Regions from separate parts of the Homo sapiens genome. Here region 2 is linked to region 1. The links are chromatin contacts, found by Hi-C or POLR2A ChIA-PET in ENCODE. All regions are on one chromosome and are shown on one strand. The core of a region is the stretch at or near the end of the contact, and the rest is flanking DNA. Distances in the headings are between cores, read along the strand shown.

Evidence for each region. A loop is a pair of places that touch in the nucleus more often than their neighbours do. ChIA-PET counts read pairs that join two places held with the same protein, here RNA polymerase II (POLR2A). Pooled maps may share reads with other maps.
Region 2: a loop to region 1 is called in a pooled map, with 9 times the contacts of the local background. The contact joins the promoter of DCAF1 here to the promoter of EXOSC7 in region 1. A Hi-C loop is called at or near these places in 2 of 50 pooled maps. POLR2A ChIA-PET finds 5 or more read pairs at or near these places in 2 of 52 experiments (B cell and naive thymus-derived CD8-positive, alpha-beta T cell).

Annotation. Positions count from the first base shown.
Region 1 is chr3:44,974,748-44,977,899 of GRCh38, reverse strand. EXOSC7 (exosome component 7) reads right to left here and starts at 1,656. Exons shown (of 8, transcript NM_015004.4): 1 at 1,566-1,656. The coding sequence starts at 1,622. It overlaps ZDHHC3 (zDHHC palmitoyltransferase 3), which reads left to right and starts at 1,726. Exons shown (of 7, transcript NM_001135179.2): 1 at 1,726-1,967. RefSeq lists silencers at 1,690-1,759, 1,880-1,979 and an enhancer at 2,202-2,746.
Region 2 is chr3:51,498,388-51,501,539 of GRCh38, reverse strand. It overlaps DCAF1 (DDB1 and CUL4 associated factor 1), which reads left to right and starts at 1,525. Exons shown (of 25, transcript NM_001387579.1): 1 at 1,525-1,667. RefSeq lists a silencer at 1,636-1,865 and an enhancer at 1,976-2,075.

The DNA of each region.
Region 1 (3,152 bases), core at 407-2,906:
AAGCTCTAACCTTGAGGTTACAGATATATCCATGCCTCAGTGCCACTTTCAGGGATGAAATGTTGAGAGAAAATAGGACACATGACAGAGTCACTACATCATGGTAAGCTCCGGTAACAAAGAAGACCAAAGGTTTTTAAATTTAGAGGAAAACGGTTATCCGTAATGTGTCCCTAAAAAAATACTTTGAGGATAAAAATCACCTGAACAAAGTGTATACAAAAATATAGCAGGGAAAGACATATCTAACTGCTTTTGGGCATTTTTATGCCCCCTCACACACAAATAACATACATGTTACCCTGTAATACACACATATGTCCCACTGTTGTTAATCCTGAATTATAACTAAAATATGCAACTGTGAGTTCTGACTTTATTATCCAGGCATAATATGCTAAATATTGGCATTTCTTCATATATAAAGGGCCCAGAAGATAACGGCAGGTCACGATTTTTAAATGGACATGTCCTTAACTCACGTTGTGGGACTTCAATGATAGCTGGCCGCTTCAATCCGATGGCTACATCACGGGACCACTGACTTTGCAGTTGGTACTGACAGAGGAAAGGCATGAGGAAAAGAGGTAGGAGCTGTCGCCAGAACTCTGCCAAGGATGGGATGAAGAACTCTGATAGGAGGACCACACCGTAGGTTAACAAGTGGAGACACAGCCGGAGGAGGATACAGGGTAGCTCGTTACCAGGTCCAACATTTTTCAACCCTCGTTCTGGAGTGGTCATAACCAGGGATTTAATATAGAACACAGAGGACATTAGGTTATAGCTGCCTAGGGATCTTAGTTCTTCATTGGCAAAATGGAAACAGCACTTAGGCTATCGGCTGCCTAGCCGCTTTTTTTTTGAGACTCGGCTCACTGCAACCTCCGCCTCCCGGGTTCAAGCGATTCTCCTGCCTCAGTCTCCCGAGTAGCTGGGACTACAGGCGTGCGCCACCACGCCCAGCTAAATTTTTTTGTATTTTTAGCAGAGACGGGGTTTCACCATGTTGGTCAGGACGGTCTCTTGACCTCGTGATCCGCCCGCCTCGGCCTCCCAAAGTGCTGGGATTACAGGCGTCCTAGCCGCTTTTTAAAAACCCTTCCCCCTTTATTTGTACGGCAATTTGTATTTTCAAAGTGCGTTCACCTCGCATGCGCCCTCCTAACCACGAGGTGAGGAAAAGCAGGCCAGAAGCCCACCTCCAAACTCCCATTTCCTCGAAGAGAAAACTGAGGCTCGGACAAGATCTGTGCGCGAACGCCGAATGGATGGCCCTGGGGCCGATGCTCTCTCACTAAGAAAAGGCCTCCGAGACTGCCCAAGCTTCCTGCCCGGGTTCGGAATCTTATAGACCCGCAAAACTGCAAATGCGCTAACAGTCCTAAAAACGTCCACGTTGCCAGCTCTGAATTGCAAACGCCGGCAGCAGAACCGTTTAATCACAAGGTAAACGGAGAGTCGCCGCAGCTCGGCTGCCTCCTCACTGGCAAACCCAGGGCAGGCCGCGACCCGCAGGGCCAGGCTGAACCCGGCGGCCGACCCAACGCCGCTGCTGTAGCTACCTGGACGCCATGCACGATGTACACCTTCTCCGCCTCGCTCAGCGTCACGGACGCCATGCTGCCGAGCTGCCCCACGAGCCGCACGTCATCTGCGCGCGTCCCCTCCTCTGGACCGCGCCCCCACGTCCCACCCCCCCCCGCCCCGCGTCAGCGCGTCATCAACCTGCGCGGCGGCCGCTCCTGCAGCCGCGGCCGCCGCCACTGCCGGGAGAGCTCGATGGGCTTCTCCTGCGCGCCGCCCGGTGTCTGGCCGAGTCCAGAGAGCCGCGGCGCCTCGTTCCGAGGAGCCATCGCCGAAGCCCGAGGCCGGGTCCCGGGTTGGGGACTGCAGGGGAAGGCAGCGGCGGCGGCGGCGGGAGCCCCACCGGGGTCTGGGACTGGGGAACTGCCTCCGGCTTCACGGTCAGTTGGGAAGGGAAACTGGGGTAGGGGTGAAGAAGCTGGGGTGAGGCGAGCCTCACGGGCCGGGGGACTCCCAGTGGGAGAGGCGTGCGGCGTAGTTGCTCAGAGCTGGAGTTGACTTAGGAGCGTGTGTGTGTGTGTGTGTGTGTGTGTGTGTGTGAGAGAGAGAGAGAGAGAGAGAGAGACCCCGACTAAGGAGGGGCGGACGTCGTGATTGGCCCGGGGGTGCTGTTTCCCTGCTCTTCTCCCCTCCATTTCTCTAGTCCCTAGGATGGCTGGAGAGGCGATGCAGCCCTCCCTAGGTAGTTCTTGGTGGGAAGGGTCCGGGAATGGGGGACACTAGTCCTAAGGCGTCCCCACCCCTCCACCCAGGAATATCTCTCGCTGGCTCGCTCACTCTCTGTGACCGAACGCTGTCCCATTACCTTGCTGGGACCTCTTGCCTCGGGTGCTTACCAGAGCGTTGTCCCACAGACGGGGGAGGAGGCGCTTGGTAACCGGCACTGGCGAGGTGCGCAGTGCCCGGACGTCCCCAACGCTTCCTAGCGGGAACTGGAAACCCCGGCTTGATGGAAGTGATTACTGGGAGCTGTGAGCAGTTGCCCGAAAAAAAGCCAACCCCAACCCCTTGCGATGGCCGAGTGGGAGTATGGGCATTGGATACCCGGAGAGGATATCTGCAAGGTGAAGCTGGGGTCACCAAAGGAACTCATTAAGGCGGGGCTGACAAAGTATGGTGCAAGTTTTAAAGGAGCCGTGTGGATAAATGGGAGAAAGTTAACCCAAATTAGTTGAAGCAAGGAGGGCAGGTTAAAGCAATTCTGATGACTTTCCTGATGTTCCATTTTTGAGGACCCTCAGCCAAAAAAAAAAAAAAATGGTATTTATCAGATAGTGGGTTCAAATACAGTTTCAGATAACTATTGGGAGCCTACTATAGATAGGCTTTGTGCTACCTTTAGAACACAAGACAAGTAAAACATACTATGCCCAGAGAAGTTCCCTGGGCAGATGAAGGCTCCAGGGCCAACATAACCACAGATCATGGTGGTTAGAGCTATGATGGTCGCATCAGTGGGCACAGTGGGATTGGGAGGTCGTCTGATAAGGTTATAGAGAGGAAGTGCTTGCTCACATTCTTAAGCATTAAACTGCTGAGCTCCAAAATTGATGATCAGTTCTTCG
Region 2 (3,152 bases), core at 276-2,775, 6.5 Mb before region 1:
CTTGTATTCATGTGACAGTATTGCCGTGAAGACTCATGGAGATGCACGGAGACTTGCTCAGCATTCCCGGAGAGATAATGAGCTGCATAAGGCCTTGAACGCTGGGTAGGATCTTGTCAGGTCGAGATTCTGCTCAACTGTGGGTCATGTTTATCTTCTATGCCCCACAAGAGGGACTGCTGGTCAGAGTAAGGAGTCCTCTGGTTCTGCTGTTAATTGGTTGTGTGATGCTGGGCAAGTCGCTCACTCCCTCTGGGCCTCATTTTTCCCAACAACATGAAGAAATTGAATTAAGTGACCTGTGAGGTCAGTCCTGCCTTAATCTATGAGCTTTTGATTTTTCACTTCTCTGCCTCACGTATAATAACCTGGCAATAAGTATCTATTGATTCTTACAGGCTAGGTCTTGAACAAAAAGACAGAGGCTGGGTGCAGTGGCTCATGCCTGTAATCCCAACACTTCGGGGGGCCGAGGCAGGAGAATCGTTTGAGCCTAGAAATTCAAGACCAACCTGGACAACACAGTGGGACTTCGTCTCTACAAAAATTTTTAAAAATTAGCCGGGTGTGGTGGTGCACACCTGTAGCCCCGGCTACTTGGGAGGCTGAGGTGAGAAGATAGCTTGAGCCCAGGAGGTTGATTGAGGCTGTAGTGAGCTGTGATCGCGCCACTGCACTCCAGCGTGGATGACAGAGCGAGACCCTGTCAAAAAAAAAAAAAAAAAAAGACAGAGAAAAAAGAGGCTGGGAGAACTCAGCCCAGGAGTTCGAGAACAGCCTGGCCAACACGGCAAAACCATGTCTCTACCAAACACGCACATACAAAACAGAAACAAAAATTGGCTGGGTGTGGTGGCATGCGCCTGTAGTCTCAGCTGGAGGCTGAGGTGGGAGGACTGTTTGAGCCCGGGAGGCGGAGGTCATAGTGAGCTGAGATCGTCACTGCACTCCAGCCTGGGCAACAGAGCGAGACTCTGTCTCAAAAAAACAAAACAAAACAAACAAAAAACAACCAGTGCCTTCTGATTTAATGAGTGCTGTGATTTCTGATATGTTTATGAGAAATATTTTCTTAGATCACGGTATGTTCTAGGTAAGATAAGGCAAATGGCCAAATAAAACAGAGGCTCTTTGCGCACACAGGTCAGAACAAGACACTGAAAAAGTATCAGGCGATTACAGTACTGTCTTAGAAGGATTGGCTCCCTCACTTTTCACTTCCGCCTTCCGAAGCAGCCAATGAGTACTCAGCAGTTCGCATTTATCCAAAAAAACTACAAATCCAGAAGTCAATGCGCCAGGCGAAGAGCTCATGCGTCAATTGGGACTGGTGGGCCCGCCCCTAGACGCGGAACTTCATTTCCCAGGCGTCCCCGGGGCTCTTCGATTTTTTTTTTTTTTTTTTTTTTTTTTTTTTTTTTTTCCCCGATCGTGCAGGCGTTCTCTTCCCGCCCCTTGCTCGCGGTCCTCGCGCCAAGTAGGCGCGAGCGCGCGCGCGCGGTGCACGTAGCGCGCGAGTGACGCATAATATGTGGGCCGCTGTGGAGCCGTGGTCGCGCTGTGTGTGTGTGTGAGTGGAGAGTGAGTGCGGGACCTGAGGCTGTGTGTGTGTGAACTGTGGCCACTGGCGGGGTCGGGGGGGGGCAGCGGCGGAGCCGCCTCGGACGGTGAGTGGGAAATGGAGGGAGGCGACTCTACGGGAGGGGCGCGAGGAAGCAGGTCGCGCGGCTGGCCGGGCGGCAGAGTGGGCGCCGGGCTTGGGGGAGGGGCGGCACCTGCTTGGGCCGCCGGCGAGGAGGGGGCGGGCCGGTCTGCCGGGAGGCTGGGCCCGGGGCCTGACAGGACTTTTCCTCCTCCTGATTCTTGTCCTGGGGGCGGGGCCTCCACGTTCTTCCTCCACTCCCCACGAGAAGCTTCCCGAGAGTAACTCTTCCGCCCGGAGTGGGGGGGCGGGGTGTGTCCGCCCCTACCTGGAGGAGGGGCGCATTTCATTTCCCTTGTTTTCTTTTTCCTTCCAATCCTCCTAGTCTCTGTTCCGTACGGGCTTGCGGGGCTCCATCTTCCGTACTATACGGCGGGCCCCTTCCCGGACTGTGTCTCCGCCTCCAGCTCCAGTCACCTGGGCGGGCTCTCCCGTCTCTCGGCCTCGTGCCACCTCTCCCTGCACCCGCCTGCCTCTTGGACCGTGCGACGGGGGCGGAGCTTTCCGGGCGCTCCTCCCATCCCCATGAAAGAGGGAAGGGTTGGAAAGAGAGGTGTGCGGGTCCCGCAGCCTGGAGTCAAACCTCAGAGTGCCCGCGAAGCTTCCCTGGAGTCTATTTCCGGGGGTTATAGTAGTTTTCAACTGGGGTGTCAGAAGCGTTTGCTTAACAACTTCACTTCTTAGACGGTTTTCTGTCTGGTTTCCTCTTACTGCGGTGGCAGCGCTCTGGTTTTCCATTTGTTGAGGAAATAGTTTTGGAGTGTTTGTATTTAGCTATTTTTGAGTCACAAATGACTCGTCCTTGGCCATGTCATGTTGGTCTTGGTTTTTCCTTACCCTGTTTTTTTGATGAAGCCTTTTAATTAGTTTACATGTCTTAATTTTTTATATTAGTAGCATCTTCCTGTTCAAAATGCATCGTTAATGTACAGAATGAGAGGTTAATTGGTAATATCATCCTGCATTTTCTTTTTCCAGCTTACTGGAGTTTACCTTTAATGTTTATGTAAATGTGTATATTTAGATTTTAGGATCTATTTAGTATTTTTCTTAATGATGTGACCATTTGGGTTTTCTATATAACATTTATTCATTACCCATTTTTGAGTGGGTATATATTTTTGGATGTTAAAGAGATAATAGAGAATTTGGGGAATGTAGGGAAATCATTTTGTACTTAGTATCTCTTGCGTAGTTGCTGAGTACAGTGTTTTACTGTTCTGCCTATTATACAGTTTTAAAATTTTTTATTTTTATTCATTTATTTTTTATAGAGACAGTGGTCTCAGTATGTTGCCCAGGCTGGTTTTGAACTCAAGTGATCCTCCCTGGTCAGCCTCCCGAAGTGTTGGAATTACAGACATGAGCCACTACACCTGGCCTGTTTTTTTAGATACAGGATCTTGCCCTGTAGCCTAGGCTGGAGTGCAGTGGTGTGATAACTCTTTTT